Linked DNA regions of Mus musculus: region 2 is linked to region 1. Evidence: chromatin loops called from intact Hi-C (ENCODE). Cell type or tissue: heart. All regions are shown on one strand. Links, peaks and the distances in the headings refer to the core of each region. The heading gives the core; the rest is flanking DNA. Region 1 holds the start of Tcf3 (transcription factor 3). Region 2 holds the start of Mob3a (MOB kinase activator 3A).

Region 1 (8,414 bases), core at 1-8,000:
GCTTGGGACTTCATTCTCACAGCCTGTAACTTCGATGGTCACTTTTCTAACTCAAGGCCACCAGCCCCCACAGGCACTTCTGCAGTGAACACTGGGGAACAACCACAGCTCTGAACAGCCCTTCCCTCTCTCTGGGCTCCGTTCTTCTCCTCACTGGTGAGGTGCCAGGTGGGAGCACTTCTTTGGTGGATGTCACCAGGCCTACGGTAGGGGGCTCCATTTCCTCTGAGATTTCCCCCACTCTTGCAAGCTGGGGGCTCCACTCCTACTGGCAGACACTCCCACTTCAACCCTACCTTCCAGGCCAGGAGTGGTGGGGTGGGTAGGCACTGAGGGGCGGGGGGGGGGGGGGGGCGCTAGCTCACCATGCTGAAGTCCAGGAGGTCACTCAGTTCCTTGTCAGAGCCCACGGGTGCCATTCTCTGAGACTGGTTCATCATCCACCCAGGACAGCAGGTGTTGGAACTGGGGTGCGTCCCCCAGATCTAGAGACAGCCCTGTGGTGACACCAGGGGACAGAAGGGGAGAAACAGAGGGACTGAGAGCGTGGACAAGTGGGCATTAGAAGTGAGGCCCTGGGGTCAATGGGGGTCCTGAAGGAAGAGGCAGGAGCCTGGGTTCTGGGGGGATCCTCTGTAGATCCTTCTCATGAGCAAATGAGTAGCTTGAACAATGGAGAGAAGGGGTACACATATGAAATCTCCCAATTCCCAGAGGCCCACCAGAGTGTCAAATTGCATTTTAAAGGGGTGGGGGGGGGACTGTCTATGGGCCCTGTCCAGGAAGAAAGGGGTGGCCCAGGCTCTGCCTCCTCCAAATAAACTTGGTGGAACCTTCCCATGCAGCAGCTGTCACAGAATACCCAAGACCCTGGTCACCCCAAATCCAAAGCAAAACAAACTGTGAACCTCAAGGCTCTAGTGGGTGGAAGAGGTGTTATCCCTGGGACCCACAACTTCTCCCTCTCACCCCCAAAACCCAACCTCATTCAAGAAAGCTAAAAAACAAAACAAAATTAAAACAAAACAAAACACTCAAACCAAGTGGGCCTCTTATTGTCAGGATATATCCGGGAATTATTCCCAGTCAAGTTTAAAAACATCCTTTTACCAACATCACCGGGGGGGGGGGGGGAGGTCCCCAAGACCTGGGATTCCCCTCAGGTCCCAGGGGCTCTGCTCCACCAGTGGGGGAGGGGTTCCACCTGCCAGGCCCAATCCACCCACCCCAGGAAAGACTGAGGGGCCAGCACGCAGTTAAACCATTAACTTTTTTTTCCAGTGTTCCCCAGAAAGGAGCTAGGGCAGCAGGGATCCGGAAGCCACAGGCTGGGGAAGGCGATTCTGGGGTTGAGGGAAGACCCACGTCCAGAAGCTCAGGAACCCCAACTCTTTTGTTTGTCAACTCACACAGGGTGTGAAACAGGCACCTCGGGCACCCCGCCCCCACTGCTTTTTGTCTTTTTTTTTTTTCATCCTTTTTGGAGGATGTGTGAAACTGACTCTTTTCTTCTTCTTCTAAGTTGTACGAAACCACACTTTTTTTGTGGGGTATTTGAAACCGATTTTTCTGGGTAACCCCAGGAGAGGTGAAACACTGCTCCAGTGGGGGCGGGTGCCACAAACACTCTTGGGAGGGGAGGAATGGGACAACCTGGGTCATCTTGGATTGGGGGTAGGGAAGCAGAATTGGGGATGACCCCCCCCTTCTCCTCCCTCCCCCATTCCAGCAGCCACTGCGGGAGGAGGAAGGTTGGAAGTTCTGAGGCTCGCAGAGGCCACCATCGTGTCCCAAACCCTGAGCTGTGCCGCGCCCCACATTAACACAGAGCAGATGTTCCCATCTCGGGGTCCCTGTGTCTCCCCTCCTTCTCTGTACCCAGAGATCCCTTTCTTGTAGCAGACAAAAGGACTTGCTCTCTTTCCTCCAAACTCCAGTTTAAATCGGGGGGGGGGCATCCTTAAGTGGCAGGGGGGGTCTTCCAAGATCTCCAGGAGTTGGGGAACCCCAAGTTAACGAGGTGAAGATATTGGGTTCACTCTTCCTTCCAAATTCCAGTTTGGATGGAGATTTGGAGACTTCCCTGGGTGGGGGTGGGTTGGAAAGGGACACCTCCCACAAAATCCCCAAGAATTAGGAACTCTAAATTGTGGAGTGCGATATAATCCTCAGCCTTCCAAACTCCACTAGGATCAAGGGGACACCTCAAGTGAAGAGGTGAAGGTGGGTGATAAGGGGACACCTCCCCTAAGATAACCACGAGTTGTGGAACCACTAGCTAATGGAATGAGGAGGTGGCCCTCTCTCTTCCCTCCAAACTCCAGCTCCGATCAGGAGGACCCCCTCTCTAAGGGCAGATGGAAAGGGAACACCTCCCCTAAGATCCCCACGAGTTGGAGAATTCCTATCTGATGAAGTTGGGTGACCGTCCACAGAGAACCGTCACAAAAGAGGCCTGGGCAAAGTTTGCTCTCAAGTGCGCGCGTCCCCTCCACGTCGCCCCCCTCTCCAGGCGCGCAAAGTTGAAGACAGAGAACAATGCGCCGCCGGGCCCGGGGCCCTGTGCAAGGGGGACGCGTGCACACTCCCCCGGGGGCTCACCCCAGCCCTAGCCTCCCCGCGGACCCGAGAGAGACCCAGAGGCAACTTTTTTTTTCTCATGCACTAAGCAGAGGGGGGGGGTCCCCACCGTGCGCGCGTCCCCGTGAGCCCCACGCGCGCGTCCGGGGCCCCTCCGCGTGCGCTCACCTGCTGGGCGGGGGCATGCACCGGGTGCACCGGGGCTCCCTGCTGCCCACCGCCCTCGGGGACCCCGGGGACAAAAGGGTGGCGGGCGCGTCCCCGAGGGTCGCGCGTGGGCGGCGGGAGCGCGCAGGGCTCGGGGTCGCGCGTCCTTCCTCCTCCCCACTCGCGTTCGCGTCGCCTGGTCTCTCTCGAGCTTCTCTCAGAGCAGGCCCCGCGGGAAGGGACTGTAGCAGAGGCGGCGGCGCGCGGCGGTGGCCCGCGGTGGCCCGCTACGCCCGCAGCCGCCGGCGCTGCCTCATCTTCCTGCGGCGGGAGACATGTTCCGCCCCCCCACCCCGCCCCGCGCCGCCCGCGGAAGCCACGCCCCCAAGTGACCACGCCCACTGTCGCCAAAAGCCACCTCCCCTAAGTCGCTGCAGCCGCGCCCCGACCGGATACACAGATCCCTCCACTACCTCTTGAGGCGATAGTAACATACACCACCTCACAACAGTCACTGCCAGAACACCCACAAAGATTACCATGACACCAAGAATCAACCCGTATCTAATACTAAAGTACTTCCGGCAGAGATAGTCTCTATCAAACCGAGGGAAAGACTTAGGAACTATCTTCCTACGCGGCGGTATACACGCACTGAGCGAAGCGTCCTTGACGCAAGCGGGAAGGACCATTAGATTGAAAGATAAGGACCGCTACAAATAACCAATGGGAAGGTGGAGAGGTTAGATTGGCAGAACTCAAACCATTTATTGCGAAGTATCATCTGCGTTCCCGCCCTACAGCAGAGGCGGGATTCTCAGAGCAAGAGGCCGCGAGAAACTCAACGGGAAGGCGGTGGAAGGGCGGGGTTTGAGATTTTATTTTCGGGTTCTTATGCCCGCCGGCGCCGCCACGTCAAGTGGGTTCTATTTGAGTTTCTAGGATGGGCTCTGGGTGTTATGTGTTCGAGCGGGTATATCAAAGTCGGGATGGGATATCAGATCCTTAATGAGAGGCTAGGAAACGATGGATCATTCTCTCTCTTGCTGAAGGACCTCCACATTGGTCAACTTTTCCGTCTTTTGAAAATAGGTGTTTCGTGGTGCATATAATAAAAAATGCCAGGAGGTGGCGGCACTTTAATCCCAGCACTGGGGAGACAGAGGCAAGCAGATCTCTGTGAGTTCAAGGCCATCCTGGTCTACAGAGTGAGTTCCAGGATAGCCAAGGCTATCCAAGAATCACTGTCTCGAAAGAAAGAAAGAAAGAAAGAAAGAAAGAAAGAAAGAAAGAAAGAAAGAAAGAACAACGAAACAACGAGGGCGGGAGGGGTACTGAGAGGAGAGAGGGTAAACTGAGATTGGGATATAATATATGATAAAATAAATTTAAAAAAGAAAAACACATAATGAGGCCAGGTGTGGTGGCCCATGCCTTTAATCCCAGCTCTTGGGAGGCAGGAGGAGCTCTTTGTTTGAGTTTGAGGCTAGCCGGTTATATAAAGCAAGTTGCAAGCCAGCCAGCTAAGGCTGTCCAGTGAGACCCTGCCTCTCCCTGAGGGTTGTAGAGACAATATGTCCCTCGCGCCTAGCTTCTGCTCAGTCTTCACAGCTCACTGGGGCTCACAGCCCAATGAACACAGCAGAAAGGTGCATGGCACAGTGGGTGTCCAGGTCAGGCAGCAAAGAGGATCCCTAGTGTAGCTGCCTGCTCCCTCTCCCTCACCTTCAGTCAGAGATCAAGGACATGCCCCCAGCATCACACAGGAAGGGCCTGGTGTGAATCGCACCTCTAGGTTCTGACTTTTTGGAGTTGGCAGGGGTAGAGAATTGAGAAAAGGTCTCATGTAGCCCAGGCTGGCCTCCAACTTCCTATGTAGCCAAGGTTGACCCTGAACTCCTGTTGGTATCCCCTACCTCCCAGCTAGTACTAAGATGGTAGCTACCACACCTGGTTATGTGGTGGTGGGAAGAAATGTAGTGCTTCATATATCCTAACTAAGCGATCTACCACCCCAGCTACCGCTCCAGTCCTTTATCCTTGGAACTGGTCCCTACTTCCGGTCCTTTTTGCTTCCCCCATATCTCAGAGCCTTTGGGCAGGTTCTTGGTACAATCTGAGACTCAGTTTACCTATAAGGAAAATGAGAGGGCGCAGTCATGGGCACACGGGTGTCACTCCACAAGTCTCTGCCTGGTCAGTCCTTCTATGATCCTGTTGAAGGACTTGGGTATCCGGATTGAATCTCTGTCCTTGAAACCTAGGTCTTTCCTGTGGCCCAACCCTGGACCCATAGAGTTGAGTGTTTGCCCACCATGTGGGGATGCAGCATGTAGTTCACTGGGCAACGTTTGGTGGCAACCTGGTGGTTGCAGCACCTCTAGGCTTGTCATCCAAAGCGAGAAGGCTCACCAGAGAGCCCCCTCCTTCATCTGTCCTGAATGTACTCTTTCCAACCAGGAGCTGTCAGGTATTTTCCAAAAAGTGAGTCCATTGTACAGAGAAAGAGACTGAGGTTCTGAGGGCTCCCCCATTCACCTCACTCCCACACCGGAGCCACACACCTGCAGGGAGGCTCTCTAGGCACTCACAAACCACCATTGTTTTCCCCCAGGAGGCCCATCTTGGGGCTGAGTCACCGGGTGGAACAGCCAACAGTGGGGAGTCCTCTCTCTGCTGTCACCTCTGCCCAGCCCTGAGGCTTGGGTGTGCCCTGGCATGAGGACAAGCTGCCAGGGGCTGGAGCCAGGGCCCCTTTGGAGCGGCCCACGGCCTGCCCACCCCCGCCCTCCTGACTGTGCCTTTTGTTCTGCTGTGGGTGCTGGGGGAACCCGTCCACCGGCCACAGAACCTGTCTCTCAGCCATTGGGATTGTGCTCACAACCTGGAACCTATAGCCACTTTTGCAGGAGTATAAAGCAACAGGACCAAGGATGAATTCCCACAGAAAGGCGGGCAGACATAGAAGGATGGAAAGCTGGGCCTCCACACGTCCATCATTGCCACTACTGGGGAAACTGAGGTAGAAGGATTGCAAGTTCAGGGCGCCCTGGAAAACTTACTGTCAGAAAAGCTAAAAGGAAGGCAGGGAGATACCTCATGCGTGGCACCCTGCCTAGAATCCCCCAGTGAGGGGGCTGGGGGCGTGGTCAGAGGCGGAGCCTCACCTAGAATCCCCCAGTGAGGGGGCTGGAGGCGTGGTCAGAGGTGGAGCCCCGCCTAGAATCCCTAGTGAGGGGTTGAGGACTTTTATGGGCTTGGACCTGGGCTCCATCACCAGAAGTAGGTGTTGAGCAACAGACATAGTGAAGTACAAAGGTCTTAGGTCCCGGCAAACTCCAGCAGTTCGTTCTGAGGATTTCAGCCCCATCTCTTAGTGTAGGCGGTGAAAGATGGTTTGGCATTGGGCTTTTCCACCTTGGACTTGTCCCGCGGTGGGGGTGGGATGGGGGGGTCTCGTGAGCCAAGAGCAGGTGAGGAACGAAGTGGATTTAACAAATGGCTGAAAGCTCATCGTGGGGTAGTCGGAGCTGCCTTCAGTGCTAGGTGGGAGCAGGAGACCCTGTGTGAGTTGGTTGCCTTGAGGCTCTGGACGAAGAGGAAATGGGGAGCAGGGATTTCGAGCTTGGGATTTGTGTCCTTGGCTAAGAGGGCTGGGAGAAAGGTGGATGAACACGCGGAGTAGCCATTATTAAAGCCGATCCCCAACATAGGACAAGCCTTGCACCAAGTCAAATCTCAGAGTTTTTTGGGTTTTCTCTCCTTTTTTTTCCTTTTGTTTTATAAAGAATCTCATGTAGCACAGACTGGCGTTGAATTCACTAAGTAGCGAAGAATGACTTGGAACTTCTGAACTTCCCACCTCACTTTCAGGAAGCTAAGATAACAGATGTTATGCACTCCCACGAGTGACATATGTGGTGCTGGGAATGGGACCCAGAGCTTTGGGCGTCCTAGCTCTGTGCACTGAGTCCCAGCCCTGAGTCCCATTCTTCTTCTTCTTCTTCTTCTTCTTCTTCTTCTTCTTCTTCTTCTTCTTCTTCTTCTTCTTCTTCTTCTTCTTCCTCTTCCTCTTCCTCTTCTTCTTCCTCTTCTTCTTCTCCTCCTCCTCCTCTTCCTCTTCCTCCTCCTCTTCTTCTTCTTTCTTTCTTTCTTTCTTTCTTTCTTTCTTTCTTTCTTTCTTTCTTTCCCCAAGACAGGGTTTCTCTGTGTAGCCTTGGCTGTTCTAGGACTTACTCTATAGACCAGGCTGGCCTCAAACTCAGAGATTTGCCTGCCTCTGCCTCCAGAGGTGCTGAGACTAAAGGCATATGCCACCACCACCTGGCATCCATTCTCTCTCTCTCTCTCTCTCACAGGCTTATTTGTGTGTGTGTGTGTGTGTGTGTGTGTGTGTGTGTGTGTGTGTGTTTGTATGTACACAAGTGCTTGTAAGAGTCCTCAGAAGCTAAAGAAGACATCAGAACATCAGATGCCCTGGAACTGAAGTTATATAGATGGCGGTGAGTCAGTATGTGGGCACTGGGACTTGAACTCACATCCTCTGAAAGAAAAGCTGTGTGTGCTCTAATTGCTCTCTGCAGCCCTGACCTCTGACCCAGCTCCGCCTCAGGATGAACCCCAACCCCAAGAGAGACCTCAGTTTGAACTTGAGCCCAGCTCATTGATTGGGGCAGATTTAAAGAAGATCCCACCATAGGTCCCACCCCCCTTTGCTGCACCCCAGGGCAGTGTCACCTGCCCAGGAAGGCAGTGGCCTCCCTCCTGACTGCCTCCCTCCTGGCTACCTCCAGGTGCTCAGGCCCTTCCTCAGGCCCTGGAGGTGGGGGGAGCCTGCTTGGTCACATTCCGGGACAACGTGTACAAACACAGGCCACCTCCCTGTCAGCCCCCACGGGCACTGGCTGGCCTGGTGACCCCAGGGGGAGGCACTACAGGGAACAAGGAGCCCAGCCTGGTTTCTACCCACACACCAGCCCACAGGGCATCTGGCTGACCTCTGCCTGCAGTGGCAAGGGTGAAGCTATTCCCTGCTGCTTCGGGACAATGTCAGGGTGTCTACCTTCCTCCCAGGAGTTGCCCTGAGGGACCGAGCAAACCATCCACCCGCTATTCACAAGGGGAAACTGAGGCTCACCGTCAGCGGTCACTGATGGCCACCTCCTTATGCTGAGGACTTGTGGGGTTTACTCAAAGATGGCAGAGACACAGAGGCACAAGGGACCTAATGTCAGGGGAACATGACTGTGGGAATTGTTGGGGGTAAAGAGTGACGGACAAGGACCCCATTGGATAGACCTGACATAGAAGAGTCCAAGAGAGTTCCTAGGACCACGAGAGATAAATGGACACAGACATCTCCCAAATCCATAGCATGGGAGCCTAACTCACGGTGAAGACTCAGAGCTGGGGCTCCCTTAGGACCTGAAAACTGCTGGCGAGAGCAGGCCACCCCTGATCACATCAACTGACCAAAGGACTGACGTCTCCCACCCTGATCACACCTACTGACCGAAAGACTGATGTCCCCTGATGTCCCTCCCAGCCTTCTGCAGTGCCCCAGTTCAGTTCAACTACGAACCCCAAGAGGCAGTCAAGTGCCCTCATTGTCAGTCCTTCTCGCTCCTCTGTGCCCTGGGACGCTCCCATCATCCAGCCTTGCCTGTCGACTTTTTCCTAGGCTGTTC
Region 2 (8,450 bases), core at 323-8,322, 270 kb after region 1:
CTGCACAGTGCAGATAGGAGGAAGACCACCCACAGCCCTGCCCTCCTGTGATGGCACTAGAGCCACAGGCCCCGTCTGTTCCAGCACAGATAAGGATGTCACCCAGGGGCCCGCTGTCAGGGGGATCATCACAACGCGCCAGTCTGTGGAGATGGGGGGAACAGAAGCGGAGCAGTGTGAGCACTGTGGAGATTAACTTAGAGATGGAGGTGGAGAGCCGTGAAGAGCCACTGTGAGGGGCCAGCTCTGCCACCTGGGGCTAGAGTGAGGTCCTAGCCCAAGGGCCACATCTGAATCTGTAGTTATACAGTGGCAGGGGTCGGTGTCAATGTCCACGGCTCATATTCCCTCTAGAGTCTGTGGGGATGAGCTGCTGGGGACCACGTGGATGTCCAGGGGCCATCTATACCTGGCCCCATCTCTCATCGGAGACAGTATTCGGTAGAGCTTTGGTAGAGTGGGCCCTGAGCTTAGCCCAGTGGAGCTGGCCCTGGTGGTAGGGGTGTGGGTGAGCCAGCCCCAAGGGTGTGAGTGTAGGAGAGCCAACCCTGCCACCCATCTGCTGGGAGGTACCCCAGGTACACAGGTGATACCCCACCTCCCCCCTCACCACCAGTGGCAGTCAGGAAAGCGACCCAGAGGGTCATGAGCTCTGGAGAGCTGGCCCTGGCCCCACTGCCATGAGCTAGTGCGGCTGTGGGTGATGCCGCCCCTTGCCACCTGAAGTGGAAAGGGAAGCAGTGGGTGGGAGAGAACAGGGTCACTAACTAGTTCTGCATGAGAACTGGCTGCAGCACGCACGTGGGAGAATGGGCCCTGCACCTTGCCTGCACAGTGAAGCAGAAGCAGCCTAGTTGGGGACGGCTTCCTTGGTGGCCCTTTGGTCCCTCCCCCAAAAGGACAAATACCACTAACCAAAATGAAAAATCTCTTGCATCACACTTAAGAAAAAACTAGTGCTGGGGGGTGGCGAGAGCAGCGCATGAGCATAGGGCGCTCCAGCAAGGCCTGGGGTTTGGGGTCACAAGCCTCTGGAACTGCAGTCCTCTGGGGATCTGGTGGTCGCTGCACCAGCCATACACATACATGCAGGCAACTCATAAAATAAAAACAAATACATCATGACACGGTCTCAGCACTCACCCCACAGGCACATAGGAAGAATTAAAACATAAGGAACATCAGGGGACCCCCAAGGGACCACAGCATGGAAGGAAGAGCTGGCTCCTGTCAAGGAGTCCACCAACCTCCGTAAGGTTGCCTGCTGTAGCTTGCACATGCACGCTAAACAAATATAGTAGTAGTAAGTAGTAGTGGGGCTGGAGAGATGGCTCAGTGGGTAAGAGCACTGACTGCTCTGCCAGAGGTCCTGAGTTCAAATCCCAGCAACCACATGGTGGCTCACAACCACCTGTAATGGGGTCTGATGCCCTCTTCTGGTGTGTCTGAAGACAGCTACAGTGTACTTACATGTAAGAAATAAATAAAAATCTTTAAAAAAAAAAAACAGTAGTGGTAGTCGTAATGCAAACATCGATAGCTGGGCAGTGGTGCACACTTTTGATTCCAGTACTGGGGAGGTAGAGGCAGACAGATTTCTATAAGCTTGAGGCCAGCCTGATCCACACAGCAAGCTCCAGCTCCAGGATATACATAGAACCACATAGAGAGCCCTTGTCTCAACCCCTATCCCTAAAAGCAGGAAGTCACCACACCTTTGAGTGATGGGATAAATGTCTTGGAAGCCTCTAGATCTCTATGAGCGCCAAATACAGTTTTAAATTTTCTGGTAGCCTCATAAAAGAAAAAAAAAGAGAGATGAAATGTACAACAATATTCATATTTTTGCTAATTTATGATGTGTTCTGCCCCATTGTAAAGCCATTATAACTGGATATATCCATTCCTGCAGTTCTAGTTCTTGGGGGGGCTGAATCAGGAGAACTTGACACGGTCCTGGGCTACCGAGGGAGTGACAAGCCAGCTGGGATGTGTACACCGCTGGAGCCATAGCTCTGTGCGTAAGAGTGCTCGGCTGTTCTTGCAGAGGTCTGGGATTCAGGTCCCTGCACTCACATGGCAGCTCACAACCGCACGTGACACCCTCAGAAGAGGCTCCTGTAGGCAAGTGGCACACATACACACACAATAAAAACTACATTTCTCCTAGGTAAGAGGCATGCCATTCACACAGTGCCCTGCAGTGTCGTCCTGGTCTCAGGGTGACACTAAGGTCGGGGATGGGGGGCTCTGCTCAGTCCACATCTCTGATCCCAGACAGATAAATTTCAATTCAAACATATGTTTCTATCACGTTCACTCCGCCCTAACATTGAAATTAATTCTACTTTGGGGTAGGGCTTATCACCCCCCTCCTCCAATACTGGGGAGGAACCCAGGCTCATACACACCCTAAGTTAATGTTCTGCTCCTGAGCCCTCACTGGGGGAATTCTAGGCGGGGCTCCACCCTGATTACACCCCCAGCCCTGTTGCTCTTTTTTTTTAAGATTTATTTTATATATGTGAGTACACTGTTGCTGTCTTTATACACACCAGAAGAGGGCATCAGATCCCATTACAGATGGTTGTGAGCCACCATGTGGTTGCTGGGAATTGAATTCAGGACCTCAGGAAGAGCACTAGCCCCCTTTTGCTCTTTTTGAGGTGAGATTTCACTAAGTGTCCCAGGCTGCCCTTGAACTTAAATGGCACTGGAATGGATCAAGATGGAGAAAGGACAGACATCAAGAAGCCCCAGGGGTGGAACTCTCTAGCCTTGTCACCTCTGCTGTTCACTGAGTTCTAAAAACAAGCCCAGGACAGGGGCGGTTAAAACCTGGTTTTCGGAAGTTCTCAGGTTATCTGCTTCTGCCTTTGTCAATGGTTAAGTCTGTGGTCTCTTTTGCATCCTGCTGCCTCCAGCTAGCACCTCTCTGAAGCCCCATCACTTACAGAGCTAGTAACCACTTCCTCCATGCTGAAGGAAGAGCTGGCTGACCTGAGAGTCCTACCTAACTGTCCCCTGACACTCCCACCCCTAGTTCCTGAGCTCCCAACTCTGCATAACGGTAGCAAATCAGAAACCAAAGTTACAAGGATACACGTGGAGCTCTGGAATAATAATTGCCCTGCCTTAACACTATGCCAACCTCTACTTGACTGTAGGCACTTTATTCTATGGAGCCTAGGGAAGGGGTGGAGGCAGGAGGGAAGAGAAAAGGCAAAGTTATTGGCGCAGACCTTTAATCTCAGCGTTCAGGAGGCACAGGCAGGGTGATCTCGCTGAGTTCCAGGATAGCCTGGGCTAAATATAAAAGGAAAGAATTAAAGAAAAGAAAAGAAAAGAAAAGAAAAAAGAAAAAGAAACTGCGGCCAAAGTTAACTTTCTGTGATCTGTTTTTGAGTCTCTCCATCCAGCCTTTCAATGGCTTATTTAGGGGAGGCCGAGGAGTGCTGAAGAGGCAGAAGTAGGGATAGAACCCAGGGCTTTCTACACACAAGGCAAATGCTTCACTCCAGAGCAAGAGCCCAGACCTTCAATGAAGTTTAACAGAAACGTGATCATTTCAAACAAATGAGTCAGCGGAGATGGGAAGGAGGATCCTATCCAGCCGCTGGAGGCTAGCCTGTGCTATCTAGGACCTCAAATATTAAACACGCTTTTGATCCATGACGCTTCCTTTCTCCCTCCTTTTGACAGATCCAGGTCCCCAGCGCCCACTCTGGGCCGGTCGCTGGACACTGTCACCCTGAGGGATGAAGTCCCGCTGCCCGCCGCCCGCCTTGGCCCTCGGAGGACCCACCTGGCTGTCCGGAACCGTCTCTCGCTTCGCCCAGTCTCCGGCCGCGCCCGCAGAGGGACACGCCCGCGGAGGGACACGCCGCACGCCCCGCCCAGGCCGCGCCCGCCAGCCGGATTTACTTCCCTTAAAGGGAAGCAGCCCGGATGGAGGTGTGGCGCCCGAGTTCGGAGGATCACGGTGTGAAAGGCAGGCGGCACTCCGCGCCCCTGGAGACCAGGACGGGCGCTGCTAATTGGCTGTAGTGGAGCGGATGAGGGGCGGGACGAGCCCTCCCTCGCTGGCTCGGGAACTGGCGCCAGCCCAAAGCGCATGCGTAAGGCGCTGTGGATGGGGTGGAGCCTGGGGACAGACTGGCATTACCAGTTGCCAATTGTAACTGGAGAGATTCAGTTACACTCTCCTGGGGAGATCCAGTAGAGCCAGCCCTGGGACAGAAGTCCGGATGGCGGTGGGGTGGGTGTGGTGACAGGCTAGAAAGGGGTGGAGCCATCCGTGGGCGGTACCAGGCCTGTAGGCGGAACCAGGCCTGGGACAGGAGTCTAATCGGGGCCTGGCCAGGTAGGGGCGGAGCCATCCGTGGGCAGGCGCTGTCTTTTTTTTTTTTTTCGAGACAGGGTTTCTCTGTGTAGTCCTGGCTGTCCTGGAACTCACTTTGTAGACCAGGTTGGCCTCGAACTCAGAAATTCGCCTGCCTCTGCCTCCCAAGTGCTGGGATTAAAGGCTTGCGCCATCAGGCCCGGTGGGCGGGACATGTCTAAGCGGGGCGGGACCAGAGTTGGAAGCATGATCAGGCCCGGGCAGGGGATGGCGCGGCCAGGGTCCACAGCGCGAGCTGTTGGTTGGTGCGGCGTGGCAGGGCGTGGCGCGGGAGGCACCGTTGGTTGGTGCGCGGCTGGAGGGTGCGGCGCTGGCGGCGCCGATGTTTGGGCAAGGCAGGCTGGGCCAGGCCATGGCCCTGCTGTTGTTTCTGGGCATGACAGCGGCGCTGGCCCGGGGCTGCCTGCAGTGCGACCCCAATTTCGCGGAGAAGTTCTCCTTCTATCGTCACCACGTGAACCTCAAGTCGTGGTGGGTGGGTGACATTCCTGTGTCGGGGATGCTGCTCTCCGATTGGATCCAGAACACGATGAAGGAGCTCCATCTGGCCATTCCTGCTGAGATCAGTGAGCGGCGGAACCCATTCCAGGGTCAGAAGAGCAGCAGGGAACCGGGCAGGGCCACTCATTTGCTTGCTTTTTCCTCCTGCCCTTAGCCCGGAAGAAGCTATATCAAGTAGCAGAAGCCGTGTACCAGAGGATGGACCAGCTGTACCAGGGGAAGATGTACTTCCCAGGTAAAAAGAGAAACAGGTGGGGCCGGTGCGAGCTGCTACGCACCTGAACTTGACCGTTCTGCTGTGACTCTCACATCAGGGTATTTCCCCAATGAGCTGCGGGCCATCTTCCGGGAGCAAGTGCGCCTCATCCAGAACGCCATCATAGAGAGTGAGCAGTGGGCTCCACAGAGGGGAAGATGATCATGGCCGCTGGCACTTCAGGGCTAGGGGCACTGGAAACAGGGCTCAGGGAGGAGTGACTCTGCAGGAGGCCCTTTTGCATAAATGTTTGCTAGCATGCCCATCACCCCCTTATTTCTGTCAAACTAGTCTCCTGGTGGCACCTAGGAACAATGGAACCATCCTTCCCTTAGGTTATCCCCATCTTTCACTGCAACTGACCCCTTCCTACATCCATGAAACTCATGTAGCACAAGCGTGTAATCCCAGCACTCAGAAATGAGGGAACGAGGCAAGAAGATTGCCACAAATCACAAGGCAGCCTAGGCTACCTTCTCTGTGCTAGGGTATCCTGGGCTACAAAAACAAGTGGGGCTGAGGTGTTGAGCTCTGGGCCTTGTCAGAAAGCACTATCCTGTTATGTCCTCCCCTCCCCAGGCCGCATTGACTGTCAGCGTCACTGTGGTAAGTGAACCATGGTCCAGGCTAAGGGCCACAGTGGCAGTGGCCCAGGCTGGGGAGGGCCCAGGGGAGTCTGGGGCTGCTTCTCATATATTGCAGGTATCTACCAGTACGAGACCATCTCCTGCAGCAACTGCACGGACTCCCACGTCATTTGCTTTGGCTACTACTGCAAGTATGGCTCATGCAGCAATCCCACTGCCCCTGGGGTCCTAGGCAAGGAAGGGGACCAGGGCCTTGGGGATACCCCACCACCAAGTCTTGTGTTCCCCCCCCCCACCCCAGGTCATCGGCACAGTGGGAGTCAGCTGTACAGGGCCTTCTGAAATACATGTGAGCTGGGGCTTATTGGGTACCAGGACATGGAGAGGGAGACACCAAGGGAGGCCACTTGGTCCCCTGACTCCAAACCTACTGTCATTGTAGAAACACCTGGCACAAGTAAGTTCCTGCTGGAATCCAAGGTTGTGTGTGCCTTATGATGAGGGGTTGAAGCTTGCCAAGGCTCAGGAGGACCTTGCCCACACCCTTCAAAGGTCTCCAAGTTCAGCTGGAGGAAGGGGGCAAGCCATCCTGGCTGAAGGGTCTTCATGAAACCTATTCTTCCCTGAATTGGTGTGGTGGCAGACCTGGAGGGTCTAACTGGAGCCCCATTCTATTTCAGACAGGATGAAAAGATGAGGTAAGACCAGGCCTTCCACTTGAGAGGGAGGAGTGAGGTGAGGAGCGGGGTATGGGGAGTGGGGAGAGGGATGGAGTGAGGAGGTGTGTGGGTAAGAGTGGGAGGGGATGCTGGGCAGGGTGGGTAAGAGCGGGAGGGGATGCTGGGCAGGGCTGTGTGCCTGAGGGCACACTGGCCATCTGTAGTCACACCTGCCTGTGTGGTCAACGCACTGCCTGAACCATGCTGTGTTTCTTCCCTGCGGCCTCAACTTGGATGTGCAGAACCACCCCAGCCTTGTGAGTGAGCTGGGGAATAAGGCTACAAAGAAGCAGGTGACCTGTGGAAAACAGAATTCCAAAGTCAAGTGGCCTCTTTGCCACAGACCTCTCATGCCCTATCGAGGCCTGTCATTGTGGGTGCTAGGGAGGGTCCCTATCCCACTGGCACACTTTAGGATTTAAGAACAGGCAGGGACTAGGTGTAGCAATGCATTCCTATAATCCCAGCCTTCCAGGAGCCTGAGGCAGGAGAATCTTAGGGGCTAGCTTGGACTATATTAATGGGCTATGGGAGGCAGCCTAGGAAGGGAGGCAGGAGGGCATGTGCAGACAATGGGCTTAGAGCACCTCCTCCTCATCCCCCAAAGCCTGTCACAAAACATAAAGTGTCTGGAACCTCAGCATCTGGTCAACCTGACCTTGGAAAAAGTCTCTGAGTGTCTGACCCAGCACTGACAGTGGCTGCCAGCCCCCAGCCTCGGCAGAGGCCAGGACTCAACTGCACTGTTGCCTCTGGAGAAGCTAGCTGCTGCCTGCCTCAAGTTACCCCTCCCACTCCCATGGATCCCAGGCTGGGCCGGGACAGGGGAGGGCAGGGAGATGGGTTTGTGTAAGATAGTGGGGAACCCCCCAGGGCAGGGCCCTCTGAGATATTTTGATTAAAATGCCCTGACATTTCTCATGAGGAACAATTCTTTAACTGCCAGATCTGGCTAGGTCGTTAATGTAGCTGGTGGCATGCATTTCACCTGAACATGATGTACAGGTGTGGAGGGGTCCTACGCTCCTATCCACAGAGGGAGGGACCAAAAAACCTGGCTGGTACCTGCAACATCTCCCTCGGGGTCCAAGGACCCTGGGTAACTATGGGCAGGGTTGCAGAAGGGATGCTTCAGCTCTTGCTGAGGTGGGATGCCAAGTACTCCAGTATGGCCTGGAGCATGCCATGGAGCAGATGACTTGGCCTCCTGACGGTCCTGCCTCTACAGGCGTGCTAGCTGGGTCTTCCTGCACTGCACCTGTCTGTAGACTGACCTTGAATTCTCTCAGCCTCAGGATGGATGATACAGTGGGCTTTGTAAAAGTGGAGCAGGTTAGTGTGTGATCCAGGTCAGAGACACAGCTGGACCACACTGCAGAGAGCACCTAGCAGCAGAGATAGGCTGGCTGGGAGAAGTTGATGCAGGAGACCCAGGGGTTCCTTTTTGTTTTGGTGTCCTTGTCACCTTGGTTTCCTTGTCACCATGTCCCCTGGCCCCAGGCAGAAGCATTTCCAGGCACATTCCTACAGTTCTTGCTCATGGGACAGGCAGCAAGTTAGTTTTGTTTTTAACAAGGACTACACATGGCAGCATCTAGAGTCCCTCCTTCCTCCAATGGACTGGAAGAGCAGTCTGAACAGGATGAATAGGGACACTAGGTGTTGTGTTGGGAACTCCAGCTGCACTCTGTGGCCAGTCATCAACCACAGCAATGGGTACACTGTAGCTACCGCTGCTGCTGAAGACTACCTCTGTGGGTCCTGGCTAGGGCTGGCAGGATGCTTGAAGCAGTGAGAGAGTGCTGCATGGTCTCAGATGGGGCACTGGATGAGGCCTTGGGCACAGCAGCATTTGGGGACTTCAGTTGCAGTTGAGTTTATTTGAAAAGGAGTCTTCCTTTTTCCCCATCAACGAAGTGGCAGTGAGCTGCCGAGATGGAGCAAGGGCCTTTTTCAACTCAAGTTCCTGCTCTCCCCCCTCACAG

Evidence for each region. Hi-C counts contacts between places; a loop is a spot of excess contacts. Peaks named below come from ENCODE experiments on the same cell type or tissue, not always from the same donor. Only the 100,000 strongest peaks of a DNase experiment are listed, where the experiment ranks them.
Region 2: a loop joins it to region 1, with 3 times the contacts of the local background. A loop is called at or near these places in 7 of 42 quality-filtered maps.

Annotation. Positions count from the first base shown.
Region 1 is chr10:80,430,572-80,438,985 of GRCm38, forward strand. Tcf3 (transcription factor 3) reads right to left here and starts at 3,064. Exons shown (of 19, transcript NM_001164149.2): 1 at 2,749-3,064; 2 at 366-497. The coding sequence starts at 440. In heart, for the core only: a CTCF peak has its summit at 3,828 (motif pointing right); DNase peaks (open chromatin) are centred at 1,250, 2,790, 3,180, 3,510 and 3 weaker places; H3K4me3 peaks cover 4,027 bases; H3K27ac peaks cover 5,220 bases; H3K27me3 peaks cover 975 bases.
Region 2 is chr10:80,697,992-80,706,441 of GRCm38, forward strand. Mob3a (MOB kinase activator 3A) reads right to left here and starts at 3,829. Exons shown (of 4, transcript NM_172457.2): 1 at 3,806-3,829. It overlaps Izumo4 (IZUMO family member 4), which reads left to right and starts at 4,702. Exons shown (of 10, transcript NM_027829.3): 1 at 4,702-4,968; 2 at 5,058-5,138; 3 at 5,218-5,289; 4 at 5,739-5,765; 5 at 5,862-5,937; 6 at 6,048-6,095; 7 at 6,189-6,203; 8 at 6,427-6,444; 9 at 6,708-6,722; 10 at 7,073-7,391. The coding sequence starts at 4,725. The coding sequence ends at 7,160. In heart, for the core only: CTCF peaks have their summits at 3,988 and 4,770; DNase peaks (open chromatin) are centred at 4,120, 4,630, 5,870, 7,274 and 3 weaker places; H3K4me3 peaks cover 4,283 bases; H3K27ac peaks cover 4,903 bases.